Linked DNA regions of Mus musculus: region 2 is linked to region 1. The links are chromatin loops, found by intact Hi-C in ENCODE. Cell type or tissue: left cerebral cortex. All regions are shown on one strand.

The links. Peaks named below come from ENCODE experiments on the same cell type or tissue, not always from the same donor. Only the 100,000 strongest peaks of a DNase experiment are listed, where the experiment ranks them.
Region 2: a loop joins it to region 1, with 12 times the contacts of the local background. A loop is called at or near these places in 2 of 42 quality-filtered maps.

The regions. Positions count from the first base shown.
Region 1 is chr3:36,378,597-36,383,596 of GRCm38, forward strand. All of the region lies in intron 1 of Gm42209 (a long non-coding RNA gene), which reads right to left. Among named protein-coding and RNA genes, the nearest start is that of Gm42209, 25 kb to the right of the region's middle. In left cerebral cortex, no CTCF peak of the experiment used is centred here; DNase peaks (open chromatin) are centred at 2,212 and 3,247; H3K27ac peaks cover 1,463 bases.
Region 2 is chr3:36,200,155-36,205,154 of GRCm38, forward strand. All of the region lies in intron 1 of Qrfpr (pyroglutamylated RFamide peptide receptor), which reads right to left. Among named protein-coding and RNA genes, the nearest start is that of Qrfpr, 20 kb to the right of the region's middle. In left cerebral cortex, no CTCF peak of the experiment used is centred here; DNase peaks (open chromatin) are centred at 2,253 and 2,951; H3K27ac peaks cover 602 bases.

The sequences.
Region 1 (5,000 bases):
TATATGGAGAGAAATTTAAGGTTATTTTGTACAACATAAAGTATATATGCTTTTAAAAGTTATTGTAAAAAATACACAACTCATTTTAAAAATGCAATGTAAAGTACTAGTGTTAGAAAACTACTATTGCCAACTGTTTAGGAGAACTAGAAGTACAAGCTAGTTGTGAGTCACCTACAAATAGTCTTACTTGTAATCTTGTTAGGTACTAGTTTAATCACAGAAATAAGTTTTATTTAACCTTTTGTGTATGTTTTCAAAGTTAAGCAGAAAATAAATAGAAGTAAGCAATGTTTGTCCATTTAGATATACTGAGGTAGGATGGTGGTCTTCAAACACTTCAGAGAGCTATACAATATGGCATTTAAGATGTTTTAATTAAAAAAAAAAAAAAAGCTTTTCTGACTGAGAGACACATAAGCTGCTGGCTCCACCCCCAATCTACTTCAAAGCAGATGCTGGGTAATAAATACTCTCCACCTGTAGTTTGCTTCAGATGGACTAAAGATGGCCACTGGGCAAAAAGTTCTGCCCTTACCTCCACTGCTGACAGCATGCTGTCCAGACTGTGGACAAGCAGGACACTGGAAAGTCGACTGCCCAACTTGCAGAGACACAGTAGGCCAGTCCTTCAAAATTCCTGCTTCACAGAGAAGTCTGTCAGATACTCTGGGCCTATAGGCCAAAAATGGGTGCCCTACCAACACAGAGGAACCTTAGGTGACTGTCCAGGCAGCCAGCAGTCTCTGTCATTTCTATAGTTGTGGAAGCCACTTGCTCTGCAGTTCCTGTTTTCTCTGGTAATATTTATTCTTCTCAGGTCTCTGATGCATTGAAGACTAGAAAGCTAGAGTCTTACACTTTTCCTTATTAAAGATTAAAGATATAAAAGCTTCAGTTAGTTGGGCTCTAAGAAAATGTTTGAAGCTCTAAAAAGTTGTTTTAAGGTGGTAAATGCAAGTTATGATAAGGTGATTTCTGTACAAAACTTTGGATTCATCAGGATAGAATAAAGAGTGGAGTGCTTTCTCCAAGGTCGCCAAATACCTATGGACTGGAGATTGCAAATATAATTCTTACTTGATCTTATAATTGTTCTTATTGTATATAGTTGATTAATGTTAGAGGAAAAAGCCATTTTTTGGACTAAAAGGGTGAAAGGTATTGAGAATTTTGGTTTCTTTTAAAAGCCAGTTATGGCATGTGAATAGGTTTTGTTTTAATCCCAGGTAGAGGCTAAGAGGCTGCTTCACAGCAGGTGATTATGATTTGCCTCATGCACTAGCAGGGGCATGGGGTTTTTTGTTTTGTTTTGTTTTGTTTTGTTTTGTTTTGTTTTGTTTTGTTTTGTTTTTTGCCAGCTGCAGATAGTTTGTTTGTAACTCTGGGGATTCTGTGGAGGGGATAAATGCCAGAGCCCCAATAGGGGTGACAGGAAGGGGAAGATGAAGGTGGCTGCTGCTCCCCATGATGCTCCTGGTTGCTGTTGTTATAGTTTGTCAAGTGGTCATGAGCAAAGAGATGAGAAGTTGGAGATAATCTGAGACTGAAGATTGGACTTGCCCCAAGGAACCCAATGACTAATCAACAAGAAATACTCTTATGGAGTTCCATGCCCCCTTCCCCCTCTAACCTTCTTTCTCTCCTATAGTGTTGAAGGGTTGGAAGATCAGGGTGCAATAGAGTTGGGAAAGAGGTACAGATAGAAGAACCCAAATAAAATAAGCCAAGGAAAAAAAGTGCACCAAAGGGCAGCCATTGTTGGACTAGGAGGGCCACAGCTTATGTCATTTTTTTCCTTTTTTTTTTTATTGGATATTGTATGTATTTCAAATGCTACCCCTTTCCTGGTTTCCCCTCTGCAAACCCCCTATCTTCTCCCCCTGCTTCTATGAGGGGGCTCCCCCTCCCACCCACCCACTCCTTCCTCACCACCCTGGCATTCCCCTATACTGGGGAATCAAACCTTCACAGGACCAAGGGCCTCTCCCATTGATGCCAGACAAGGCCATCCTCTGCTACATATGTGGCTGGAGCCATGGGTCCCTCCATGTGTACTCTTTGGTTGGTTGGTGATTTAGACCCTGGGAGCTCTGAAGAGTCTGTTTAGTTCATATTGTTGTTCCTCCTATGGGGCTGCAAACCCTCTCAGCTCCTTCAGTCCTTTCTTTAACTACTCCATTGTGGTCCCCGTGCTCAGTCCACTGGTTGGCTGCAAGCATCTGCCTCTGTATTTGCCAGGTTCTGGCAGAGCCTCTCAGGAGACAGCTATAATAGGCTCCTGTTAGCAAGCATTTCTTGGCATCCACAATAGTGTCTGGGTTTGGTGACTGTATATGGGATGGATCCCCAGGTGGGGCAGTCTGTGGATGGCCTTTCCTTCAGTCTCTGCTCCACTTTGTCCCTATATTTCCTTTAGACAAGAGCAATTCTGGGTTAAAAATTTGGAGATGAGTGGGAGGCCCCATCCCCCAACTGGGGGCCTTGCCTAACCTCTGGATATGGTCTCTACAGGTTCTCCCTCCCCTTTGTTGGACATTTTAGTTAATCTCAGCGCTGTTAGGTCCTGGGAGTCTCTTACTTTCCGGGCTTCTGGGACTTTCTGTTGGCTACCCCCCAGTTCCCCATCCTCCATTGCTACACACCTCTGTTCAATTTCCTGGCCCTCTATATATCATCCCTGTTGTCTCCTCCTGTACCTGATCCTGATCCCCTTCTTCCCCCCTCCCCCTCTCTCTTCCTCCCAAGTTCCTCCCACCCTTTACCTCCCATGAGTATTTTGTTCCTCCTTCTAAGAAGGACTGAAGTAACCACAAGTCATTTTAATCATTGTGTGTGTGTTCCCAGGGGAGGGGGAAGACAGAGACAGAGAAAAAAAAATCATTCTGTAAGTTCTGTTACTCGAGAGAACCCATCATCTGTATCCCATCAGGCTGTTGTTCCCTTTCTAATGTACAGAGTAGACCAAATTCCCATCACTTGCTCATTTATGTCCTCATACACAGTCATTGTTGGAAACACTTAAACTAGGATATAAATGTGGAGAGAAAGAATACAGATACAGAGAAAGAATACATCACAAGTAACAATGAAGTTCTGCTAGGTCCCGGAAACCCAGGCTGTTTCTCATTTGCCGCTGTGACACAGGGCATCACCATTCACGTTTTTTTTGAGATGCAGAGCATCCTTGAAGCTGAGCAACTGTTTAAAGCCCAGCTTGCTGCTATTTTAAATTGATATAAACATGAAAAGCGTCTGAGTGACCATCTGTGGCAGAATACAAAAATAATTGTGAGCTCATGTACTGAAAAATTATATAAAGTAGACAAAAGGCAAGCTACAATGATTAAAAATATACCAACCCAACACTGACTAAAATAAACCAGACTCAAAACCATCCATAGTGCAAAGATCCCATCATAATCCATATAGCACAAGGCTTAGAGCCCATCATATAGCACAAGGCTGAGAGCGACAGCCAGGAAAAAAAGAAAAAAAAATGGTATGAAAGTTAATGTCAGAAGGGAGGTGACTTTCTCCACATCTCTATATTTGACAACCAAGTCAGAAATTCTTCAACTAACATTTTAAGCAGCTGTATGTGTTCAAATGGCATTGGCGATTTGAAGGTCATATTCTCTGCCACACATTACCCATTAAGCCTAACATTAGAAAGAAATATGATGAGAAACGTTTTGGGTAGGCAGTCAAGTGGAATATCCTTCCTTGTCTTATGAGAGAGTTTAACAAGTCTCTACGGCTAAAATAGAAAAGGCTATCAGAACCTTGTTAGGAACAAGAGACTGGGATCAGAATGCCACCCTCGGAGGCTGAGGGCTTCCTTGTCCCCCACAGCCTCACAATCCCTCCGGGTACTGAGTTAGATAGGCTGCAATTGTATCTACCATGCTCTCTTTAACAAAATGTCTTAGGTTCCAAATGCTTGTGGATTTCTCAGAGTTCTGTGTTCTGTTACTTAGCTCTACTGTGATAAGACTTGAATGTTTTTTTGAATCTATTGAGACTTACTTCATGGCCCAACATACAATCTGTCTTGATGAATGTGTCATGTTTACCTAAATGCCTTTTAAAACTGTTGTTCTGCTGGGCGTGGTGGCGCATGCCTTTAATTCCAGCACTTGGGAGGCAGAGACAGGCAGATTTCTGAGTTCAAGGCCAGCCTGGTCTACAAAGTGAGTTCCAGGACAGCCAGGGCTATACAGAGAAACCCTGTCTCAAAAAACCAAAAAAAAAAAAAAAATAATAATAAATAAATAAATAAAACCTGTTGTTCTATAGACGTCCTTAGACTGAGTTGACAGGACAACGTGTATCTTCTGTGTAATTTGGTGAACCTTAGTTCTACCAACTATGGAGGGAGGAGGTAGTTATTCCTTTGTGTTCCCATTGCAGGTTGCGGTGCTGTGCTTTGTGTATCTTGAAGTTCTTATACCGGGGACACGGACATTTAGCACTAGAACAACCTTTTATTGCCACCTTTTTTCCTGAAAAAAAGAGAGACAGACAGAGACAGAGACACAGAGGGAAACAAACAAAGAAAGAAGCAAAGAAGGAAGCAAAGAAGAAAGGAAGAGCCCTATCTCTGTGGCAGTAATTTCCCCTGAAATGCACTTGCAGGTGGTAACAAGGCTCTGCAGCTTCCGTTGCCGTACAACTTTGGTCTTGTTTCATCCATTTACTTTTAATCAATTTGCGACACCATTTACAGTGCATTTAGGAGACATGAAAATGAGGTTTTGGTTTTTTCGGCAATACTCTCTTATCTGAGAGGTTCGAAACAGTTATATTTAAAATAGTTAACAACATATGGGGATTTTCATTGACCATTGTTTTACATTTATTTATTTTTATTTATTAATTTTATGTACATGGGTACACTGTGACTCTACTGATGGTTGTGAGCCATCATGTGGTTGTTGAGAATGAAGTTTGCTTGCTCTCGTTACCTCCTGACAAGCCAAAAGATTTATTTATTATTA
Region 2 (5,000 bases), 180 kb before region 1:
CTTCTTTGGCTGCTGCCAGGGAGTGCCTGCTGGAGTTGGAGGAGGAACATAGCAACCAGTGGGGGAAAGGAGGGTAGGAGGGGAAGCTCTGTGGGGGCCACTGGAGATGGGGGAGGGGATGCACAGGTGTTATGTTGCAGTGCTGAAGATGAGACTCTGGGATTGTATTTGGAGAGGCAGAAGGAGAGGTGAGGGCTTGCTGTCAGCCTACCTGATTCCCTGGCTGGAGTTGTAAATAGCTTTTTCAAACTGAAATGACCCCAAGCTCCTTCTATTAGACACCACTGTCTGATTTTTATATCAGAGCTTTTTTATTAAAGCCTCTCTTTAATGGATGTGTCTCCACTCTTGGTTATCTAGCACCTGTCTGCATTTCTTCTAATGGAAACCAGGTTTCTTTCTAAAACATTCACTCTTCTCACTTTGGGAAGCTTGGGTTATAGAGCAAGTGAGGAAGGTAAGGCAGGCCTATGTGGGATCCTCCATTATTCTGAGAGAGTAACACAGGTGGAAGGGGTCTGAGGTGGTGGCTAGATGGTACCAGGCCGCAAATGTTCACGGACGCTCGTTTAATACTGCTGCTACCTATGTGAAGTTCCCCGTGCCAGCTTCATACTGAGCCTGTGGGCCTGCAGCCTCCATTTTTTATATTCTCCTAAGCTACTTACTTGCTGCTTGTAAACAAGTGATTTTACTCACTATGCTTTTCTTCTGAAAGTAGCTTTGCTGTGATGTAGCGCAATAAGGTTGAAGTTCTTTCTCTGTCCTATTAACTTCACGATAATCCAGACCCCACTGCTTCAGTTGCCCATCATTTCTACTTCCTTTCTACTGTGTCTGACTCTGGCATGACATGCAATAGCTCACATCCTACTGGCTAAGGAACAAACTCTTTTTCCTATTACCCACTGCTTCCCACCCCCCTTAGCTCGTGCACACTCTTTAGCTCTTTCTCACAGCACGGACCTCTTTTTCTCAACGGGAATCGTGCCAGTATCCTACCCACTCACCCCACCTCTTGACCCACCACACACAGCAGCCTCAGTGATTTAAATAGAAACCACCTTACTTGACAACGTAATGCTTGAAAATCGAAAATAGTCTGTATTTGCCAGACTGTAACAATGACTTCAGGACATGTGGAAAGGGCAGGAATTTCATGACTATTCATTTGTACAAAAGATTAAAAACATTCCTTTAATAATTGAAAAATTGGTGTAATACATCATCATAGGTGGATGAAAGCAAGATGGTGATAATGGCTCAGCAATGAATTTTCTCTTTTGTTAGCAGAAACCACATGGACAGGCATTTGCAGCTTATTAAGGAAAGAGGGCTGTACATCTCTAGCATTTGAAACAAGAGTCTGACAGATTATAACACAACTAGGCATGCAATTAATTTACTATATCACCCAAGCAAGCTGTATTCAAGCCTTTGTCCCCTATAGCCTGTGCATTTCTAGTTTTACCTAATATGGTCCTTAGGCTGCTATTAATGAGTAACTTTGCCAGTTGTGAACCCCATTTTATCCCATTCCACCAGAAGCAGAATAAAGAACAAATCAAATACAGTCCAAGTTAGAACTGTTATACAAGCATGGCAGAAATCCACAGGAGACCCAAACTGAGCACCTCCTGAGACCATCCAGATGCTGAGTTTCCATCTCTGTAGGATCCCGGGGAAGCACCTTTGCAGGCGGTGTAGGAAGAGGTCAGACCTGCATGGAGGCACCTTACTCTAGACTTGCTTCAGTAGCAGAGGTTCTGCTGTACCTAGCTAGCGTCATGTGCTGGACTCCATCACACAAGCTAAATGTGATTGCATTTGCTGGACCCCACTGTGCAAGCTAACTTACTGGAACTTTAAAGATGCCACAACATCCTAAGGCAGTATACGAAGAGCTCTATTTTTAGGAGAAGACTAAATATACCAAAAGCAATAAAATAAGAGGATTGTGGTAATTTTGGCTGTTGGAATAACTTATGTTCTTTCTGGGCTTATTTTTTCTATATACTAATTGGAAATAGGATATATACATATATATGTATGAGTTAGAAATAGAAATCCAGTACAAAAAATGAACATTCAATCCTATTTAGTCAAATAATAAAGAAAATCTATTATACCAACATCAGCAAATTTCAGAGGCAGAATGTTAGAGTGTGGTAACATTCAGCTGAAGGCAACAGGGCTGCCTGCCTTCTGGAAGCCCTAGGCAAGAAGTTAACTCTGGGCCTGTTTCAGCTTACATTTCTTGGTTTGCCACCCACACCATCCTGCCTTTCTTCTGAGACAATTTTTATATCTCCTTGTCTGCTTGTGACCCTCCTGTCTTCCTTTCAAGGTAGTATTTGTTAGTTACACGAGACATTTGAGACTATCTAGGGCAACCTCCTTGGTAGATCTTTATTTATTTTTTATTTTATTTATCTATTTATTTTATTTTATTTAATTATTTATTTATTTTTGTTTGTTTGTTTGTTTTGAGACAGGGTTTCTCTGTGTCATCCTGGCTGTCCTGGAACTCACTCTGTAGACCAGGCTGGCCTCAAACTCAGAAATTCGCCTGCCTCTGCCTCCCTAGTGCTGCGATTAAAGGCGTGCGCCACCATGCTCGGCTCCTTGGTAGATCTTTAACTCAAACAACATTGGCAAAGTTTCTTTTACAGTGGAAAGCAGTGTAATCATAGATTGTAGCAACTGAGAAATGGAAGTCTTTAAAGAACCACTATCAACACAATCATTTAACATTTTTAGCTACACTGAAAAGTGACCAGCGTTATCCAAAGCAAGGTTTAAATTTAGGGCAACATCAGGCAAAATACCAGGCATATTTGTTTAAAGTTAAAAGTGTTAGTGTTAATGAGCACAGAAAACTAAAGTTCCCCTTACGTAACTAAATCAACTCTGGGAAAGATGCCCAGAGGAGGGGAAAACTTATTCTGTGCAATATTTAGAACAGCTGATGATTTTTGCAGTCAACACTGTTATGGGATTAGCCAATGAGACAGCGTTTCAAATCAGAGCGCTGGAAGACTGGAGGAGGATAAAGGAGCACCATAGATCTGTGACGAAATAGAGGGCAGGCCGTTTCACAGGGCTATAGGAAAGACACATGCACATTTAAGACTATATACGAAACACACTACTACAGCAGCCTATGAGAGGAGACAGGTAGGAGAGAGAGAGAGACAGAGAAAGACAGAAAGACAGAGACAGAGGCAGACAGGAGACAGAGACAAAAAGAGACAGAGACAGAGAGGTAAACAGAGGCTGAGAAAGACAGAAATGGAGACAGACAGACAGAGAGAAGCAGAGAGAGACAGACAGAGAGAGAGAGAACAAAATGAGAATCTTTACCCAAATGGTAATGACAACCCACTGTAAATTTAGCACTGAGAATCTGAGAGCAGAGAAAGAACGAGAAAGAGAGGAGAAGGGAAATGAAGCATTTTGAAAGAGGAAAAAGGTTAACTGGAACTTTTAAAAGTCACACCCCAGACTTCAGACTAGCCGGTGTCTGAAGGCGTGAAGTCACTCTTCGCTTTGGTAGCAGGTAGTTAAGCTCTCTTCTAGCATCAGGAAAGCACTGAGGAGTTTGATACCTTGCCCCAGTCCAGGGCCAAGGCACTGGTCCCCATGCTTAGCTTTATGTCGGAACAACCCCTGGAACCTGAGAAGAGAGGCTTGCTATGATTCTAAGTCTCACAGCAATGGAACTCGAATGTGAGTTTACATTTACTCATTACGCCTTGGCCACAGGGAGGGCTGGGTTTACTCTCCCTCCCAATAGTAAAGAATGGGGCACAAAATCCTAAAAATACAGATTAAAGAAAAAGATTAAGCATATCATTAAAAAGTCAGGTTTAGATTTTTATATTTATATTTTTGAGATTATAATTTAATTATATGTCTCTCTTCCTTTTTCGCCCTCTAATCCCTCCCATATACTGCTTCTAACTCTCCATCAAATTTATGACCTCTTTTTTCACTGATTGTTATTGCATGTATATACATATATGTTGCTAAATATAATGTGCACTCTGTATGTTAACTGTATGTATGTTTTCAGGGCTGATTGCTTTGCACTGGGTAACCAGTTAGTGTGTGCTTCCCCGGAGAAGACCACCTCTCCTGCTCCCAGTTTCCTTCAATTGCCTGTAGTTTGTTGTGTAGGGATGAGACCTTGTATGGAGAGCACAGTCACAATGCCAGCTTTCTTCCTGCTGAGCTTCATTGCTGCAGCTTTGGATTCTACAAGACTTGTCTCGAGTCTCACTCTGAAGCCTAGGCTGACCTATGGTCATGCCTCCACCTCTGCCTACTGAGTGTGAGAAACACGGGCATCAGCCATCACACCTGGTTTTATTTGAGGTAAATCAAGTCTTTGTTCTTGGGAAGCAGACAAGCACAGATACAATGTGTATCAAGAATAGATGTGGAGGTTTGAACGGCAGTGGGCGCATAGGGCTTCAAAACTGTGTTGAGCAATTCAGGCTTAGATCAACAGTTAATTAATGGGACCTCATGAAACCAAAAGGCTTCTAAAGGGCAAAGAGCACTTTCAAAGGGACAAAATGGCAGTTTGCAGAATGGGGAAGCTCTTTGCTAACCCTACATTTGACAGAGGGCTGATACCCAAAATATACCAAGAACTCAAGAAAATAGACATCAACAAATGAAATAATCCAATTAAAAATTGGGGTACATTGTTAAACAGAGAATTCTCAGCAAAGGAATGGCTGAGATGCACTTAAAGAAATGTTCAATATCCTTAGTCATCGGGGTAATTCAAATCAAAGACTCTGAGATTTCATCTTACAGCCACCAGACTGGCTAAGATCAAAAACTCAAGTGACAGCTCATGCCGGCAAGAATGTGGAGCAAGGGGACATTCCTCCAGTACTGGTGGGCAAATAAACTCATGCAACCACTTTGAAAATCAATTTGGCAGTTTCTCAGAAACTGGGAATAGTTCTACCTCAAAACCAAGCTGG